Linked DNA regions of Homo sapiens: region 2 is linked to region 1. Evidence: read pairs that join two places in POLR2A ChIA-PET (ENCODE). Cell type or tissue: OCI-LY7. All regions are shown on one strand. Each heading gives the region's core, and the rest is flanking DNA. Links, peaks and the distances in the headings are about the cores only. Region 1 overlaps CFAP299 (cilia and flagella associated protein 299). Region 2 overlaps CFAP299 (cilia and flagella associated protein 299).

Region 1 (2,926 bases), core at 310-2,809:
TGCAGATTGTTTCCAGTTTTTAACTCTCGCAATGCAAAATGATTATTCTTTTAGAGTTTTCATGGTTTCTAAGGTAATACACTACTAGGAAGCAATTTTCATTCATTGAGCACCTACTCTGTGGCAGGCATTTTAAACATATTCTCTCATTTCATCTTCACAACAACTCTTTGTAAATGGCTATACATTTTTAGATTTTTACAGATGAGAAGACAGAGGTGAAGTGCTCAAAAGGGTGAAGTAATTTTCCCTAATCACAAAGCTGAAAAGATCTCTGTACCTTCAACTCATTCTAAGCATTGCTCCTCTTAAGAGCTTTGCCCTGCCTGAGCCCTGATGACCATTTCTCATTCCCTTCCAACTTGTTCTGCAGTTCTAGCTGCTTTCAACTGCTCCAAAGTATTTTAGAGAATCCTCAGGTCTTGGAGAATTCTCAAGTGGGATTTATTAAGGTACTCAAGCAGGTCTTTGAATAACCTAAAATACAATTATACTACTCTGTATATGGCCATGTGTGCGTTTTTTTTTTTTTTTTTTTTTTTTTTTTTTTTTTTTTGATGGAGTCTTGCTCTGTCACCCAGGCTGGAGTGCAGTGGCGCAATCTTGGCTCACTGCAAGCTCCGTCTCCTGGGTTCACGCCATTCTCCTGCCTCAGCCTCCCAAGTAGCTGGGACTGCAGGTGCCTGCCACCATGCCTGGCTAATTTTTTGTATTTTTTAGTAGAGACAGCGTTTCCCCTTGTTAGCCAGGATGGTCTCGATCACCTGACCTCGTGGTCCGCCCACCTCCGCCTCCTAAACTGCTGGGATTACAGGCATGAGCCACCATGCCCAGCCAAAACTTAACAGATTTTAAAAATAAGTTGTCCCCCCCGCATATTAAGAACCTATCCCCTTGGAGCAACCTCATATACTTATGAGGTAGTTTTCTGACCTGCCAAGTTGGGGCTGACATTTTTGTTCATTTAACTGTGTTTTTCTTTTCCACTCTTGCTTCAGCTATTTGAGAAAATGTATATATGTTCAGGGCCACCAATGTACATGCCAAAGATATCTCAGCCAGCAATAGCCACTTATAAGTTATCAACATGAGATTTTTCTTTCTTACTAATGGTCTTGGTCACTATTCATGCTATTGTATTCCATATTCTAATAAAATTCAACTCTCACTCTGCTTTGGGATTTCAATTTTTGAGAAATTATGAGTATTTGCTGGGAGTGGTGAATGGCTGAGAAAGAGTCATGGGAATTAACTACTTGTTCAACTGTTGAGACCCAGGAAAAAAACATGCTCTTTTTTTGAACTAGAAATAATCCCTCAACTGTGGTCTTGCACCTGCAATGACACCATGCCTGACTCATGTGTTTTCTGATGCCTGCTTCTGTGTTATTAGTTATCAGGTTTTTAAGATCATAGAGGAAACAATTATTTTGTTCTTATTCAATCATTCCATCTTGCCAGGAAATTAACTTCTACTCTCTTCCATACTTCTTGATTTGAGGTAATACATTTTGTGAGAAAGTGAGCGTGAACTGTGTCTAAAGCTCTCTTCCTCAAATCTCTCCATCCTTATATCCCTAGGCCATATGGGTCCCTTTTACTTTTGGCATCATGTTTGATTAGGTTGCTCTTGGAAATAAAAGCTTAAAACAATAATTTTTCTTTGTCATGTATGCTTTATTGGGATATGTACCTTTCTTTTCATTGCATATGTTCAGCTCAGATGATGGAGGCTTATCATTTATACTCTCTTATTACTAAACATTGACATATATATTTATGTATATACATAATTCAAAATTCAAAAAATATATATGTATTTTTTTCTTTCGTGTAGCTTACATTTCTTGTGTTACAGTTCATATATGAGTTCATGCACTGGACACTTATGAACAATGTGCTTATCTCTGGGGGTTGTTCCTTAAATACTGCATATAAAATTAAAGTCAGTTTTTCAGGTCAAGTGGAGGACATGACATTTAAGTTTTAGGAGTTTTAATTCATAAAAGCCAAGCTCTGTTATATAATTTTAATGTATTCCTCAAGGCCATTGATTTTAGCAGTAGTTAGTTGAGTAAATACTTAATTTATATGTGGTGGGCTTTCAGTTCAGATATACCAGGTGATTACCCAGAGGAGAAAATGTTTAAAAGCTACTTAGTATGTGGGTGTTTTAGGGCTATAATCAACCAAACATTCAGTAATTTGGGTAGCAAAACGAGAAAGTTGGCAAGGCCTCAGCTTTACTTAATAACTGTGACTGTGCCACAGTTAAAAAGCAACATTTATAAGAGGCCTCCAAGGAAAATACAGGGGCCAAAAAAGTGGTGTTGGTGATTCAGTAGATATCCCCTGCCCCACTGGCCCAATATTAATTTAGTCTTGTAGTGCAGTTTGCAGAAACATTTCTGAGACGTTGCGGAAGCCATAACCTTGTTTAAAACTTATTCTATTCAGCTTTTTGTTTGTTTGTTTTTCAAAAGGGATTATATATAGCTCCTCCTGTTAAAAGGCAGATTTTAAAACTGAGGACCTTCACTGAAGGGCGAGGTTCCAAGAGATTAAATTGGAACCATCTGCATATAGGACGTAGAAATGTTATGGGTCTCCGTTTTGAGAAGATCAATTTCAAGGCTATGACAGGTTAGGATTTTAGGATCTGGGAGGCAAGGGAAATGAAGAGAAGCCAACGACCTCAGAAGCAGAGGTGGCATTAAACAGGTAATGAACACCTTTCCTACTAATAGTAGCAAGTGCTTGCGTGGGGGTTGCCTGAGAGGGCAGAACAGAGGAGAGAGGAGCTCTGAGAAGATGTTGCTGGACTCTTCCTCTAAATTAAAAAAAAAATGCAAAAACAAAAACGGGTGATTTTATTAGTTGAATTTATTTTTAATTTTAAACCTTATGTGTCTAGTCTTTTGCTCAG
Region 2 (2,926 bases), core at 311-2,810, 250 kb after region 1:
AAACAGCTCAGTGTCGTGTGTAAAAGCAGAGAGATAATTTATTTATTTGCATTTCTAAGAGAAATTTTCTGTGCCATAGGTTTCTTTAAAGGATAAATGTCTTTTTAACAGAGGCAAAACAAAATGAATAAACTGTGTATAGATTCATGAAATGCATGTCAAAATTCATAAAAATTAATATTTACAAATATTGAACTATGTCCTCTCTATTGTGTTAAAGTAGGTAATGAGAACTTCTTAACCTTGGTATCTAGTTGAGTAGTTGTTAAAAAGCTGAGATTTTTGAAAGGATATTATAAAAAATAAATATATTTATGCATTTCTTCTGCATCACTGCAGAGTTCTTTCCACCTCACCTCATTTTCCCACCTGTTTGGAAAGATATGTTCTGGCAGAGTGTCTATGACTTAATATCATTCCAACCACATACAAGTTGAATTCCAGCCTCATAGCAACAAATCTCTGGGGAATAAAACCTGGCCACATACAAAGAACATAAACTGTTCCTTCACAAGATGGCAGGTATCTGGCACATGATTTGGGTTTTATTTAAACAAACTGATTAGCAGTATCACATTGGCAAGTTCATTGTTTATAATCATTCTATTTCATTTGCCTGTAAAAAGTAGAAGCACACATTCCGTTTTATAAGCCTGGTATGAATCAATAGGGATTTTTTTCCATCAAGAAAATACTGCAGTGCTAAAAGCAAGAAGGAAAAAAGATAAGTGCAAGAGATTTTAAAGCCCACCAACACTGCTGTAAGAAGAAAGTTTCTGCTAACAATTACACCATTAACCACACTCAAACTTTTGTGGGAAAAATAATAGAGACACCAGTAAATCTCACTGGATTTCATGCCTAAAACCAGTGTAGATAAATGGACTTACATCTGAGTAGGCTCTGAATAAGAAAAAAAGGATTATTACTTTTAAATATCACTTTCAAAGGATTATTACTTTTAAATATCACTCCTTGCCAAAAGAGTCTTAGCACTTTCTCAACAAAACCAACACATTTAGCTATTTTTGAAAAAGTAAGTAATTAAACTTGTTTGATGATTGGTGTTTGATAACTGAATGTTTGAATTCAGATATTTTTAATACCAATAATGTCATTTTTATTTCCACAAGGGAAGAGCTATGAGAAATCTGTTTTCTATATCCTCTTACTCAATATCTTCCTTTCTAACCCAATCCAATGATTCTTAAACCATATCCTCAACTATTTTATGCTCTTGATTTTTCCATTTGTGTTCTCAATTCTAACCCCCACTAATGTTTTTATGATCCTTATCCATTAACCTTTTTATTCAAAGTATGGAAGGCAAAATAGCACAGTGCTTAAAAATATGAACTTGGGTACCAGACAGTACTTGGTTCAAGGCCACCCGCTCCAGCTTAGCCTCTTACACCTCATGCTTTCTCTTCTAGTACCAATCTTGCTTGGTTCTGAGGATCTATAAAGATAATGCATGTAAGTGCTTAGAACAGTGGCTGGCACAAAATAAACATGTTTTTCTATTAGTAAATCATTAGTATTTATTAGTTTTCATTGTGATTTTTGTTTATGCCTCTCCTACCCCTCTTCTGGCTTTGTATAAATTCAGTCTGTAGATATTAAATCTATCCCATTTTATTTAAATTTTTAAAAATTATTTTTAAGTAATCTCCTTTTATCTGGCTATTGTCATACCTATTTGCCATCTCATTCTACAATTTCTTGATAGAATAGGCTAAACATCCTATCCCCATAGTCTCACTTCATGTATTCCTGAATGCACTGGTTTCTACTTAGTACCCCAGCCTTTTAGAAGGCAATCTTGCATTCTCACTTTCTTCTAGCCAGTGTCGCACTAGAGCTCCAGTTATAGCTTGCTGTATACTGCTACTTAGATACACGAGTGGCCCTCAGACTCAGTAAATCTAAAATTGAAGTACTACTACCTTAGCTTTCCAACTTTCTTTTCCTCTTCATTTACCTATTCTAGTTAGCGGTACCACCACCATCCCACTGATAATACTGAAACAATAAGTATTATGATTAATTACAAAGTACAACCAGCAGTAACTAAAACTTACTAAATGTTTATTAAGTGCCATTCATTGTTCTAAGTAGTTATAAATATTAACTCAATGTTCACAAAAGTCCTATGAAGTAATTACTATTAATATTATTTGATAAAGAACAAGGGTAAGTAACTTACCCAAGGTCACACATCTAGTAAGTAGTAAAGGCAAGTATTCTACCTTCGGAAACTACACATTTAACTACCTTACTACACTGACTTCAGCATGGTGATCAGAAAGATGGCAGTCACCTTTAACTTCTCATTTTTCTTCACTTCCTTTATTGGGTTAGTACCAAATTCTGTTCTTTTTAAGTACAATTTACCTACCAAATAGATCTCTTCACATTATAATTTTTCTCACTTATATGATGGTTATACTCTTTGCTTCTAGTTATTTCCAATCTCTTCCATAACCCTTCCAAAAGGAGGTATCTAATATTAAATTCTGATTAGTTACTTCCCTGCTTCAACGATATTCACAATAGAAACTTAAGCTGAATGATACAGCCATTGCCTACTTCTTCAAAGCCAACTCTTGTCACTTTTCTTACCATATATAATGTTGCAGGAAAACAGTGATTCCAAATTAAGTCTAGGTTGTGTCCAGGGCAGAAGTTCAGGCATGTGTGATAACTTAGCAAGGTCTCTTGAGCAGAAGACTTAGAGGGCCAGTGAGCTCACAAATGACTTGATCTAGTAAAAATGCCCTAGTTATAGGAGCTGAGAAGTTATTTCAAATATAACACATTGACCATCTCTTCAACTGTTCTCTTGAACTTGAAGAAACTGTAAAACATTAGCTAACAATATTTCTTGATCAGAGGAGAGAAAATCACCTTTACTGCCCATTTTGCC

The links. Peaks named below come from ENCODE experiments on the same cell type or tissue, not always from the same donor. Only the 100,000 strongest peaks of a DNase experiment are listed, where the experiment ranks them.
Region 2: POLR2A ChIA-PET joins it to region 1 with 5 read pairs; 2 of 35 experiments call an interaction of 5 or more read pairs at or near these places.

The regions. Positions count from the first base shown.
Region 1 is chr4:80,952,628-80,955,553 of GRCh38, reverse strand. The region is part of intron 5 of CFAP299 (cilia and flagella associated protein 299); the gene reads right to left. Among named protein-coding and RNA genes, the nearest start is that of BMP3, 77 kb to the left of the region's middle. In OCI-LY7, for the core only: no CTCF peak of the experiment used is centred there; a DNase peak (open chromatin) is centred at 1,323.
Region 2 is chr4:80,699,505-80,702,430 of GRCh38, reverse strand. The region is part of intron 3 of CFAP299 (cilia and flagella associated protein 299); the gene reads right to left. Among named protein-coding and RNA genes, the nearest start is that of BMP3, 330 kb to the left of the region's middle. In OCI-LY7, for the core only: no CTCF peak of the experiment used is centred there; no DNase peak of the experiment used is centred there.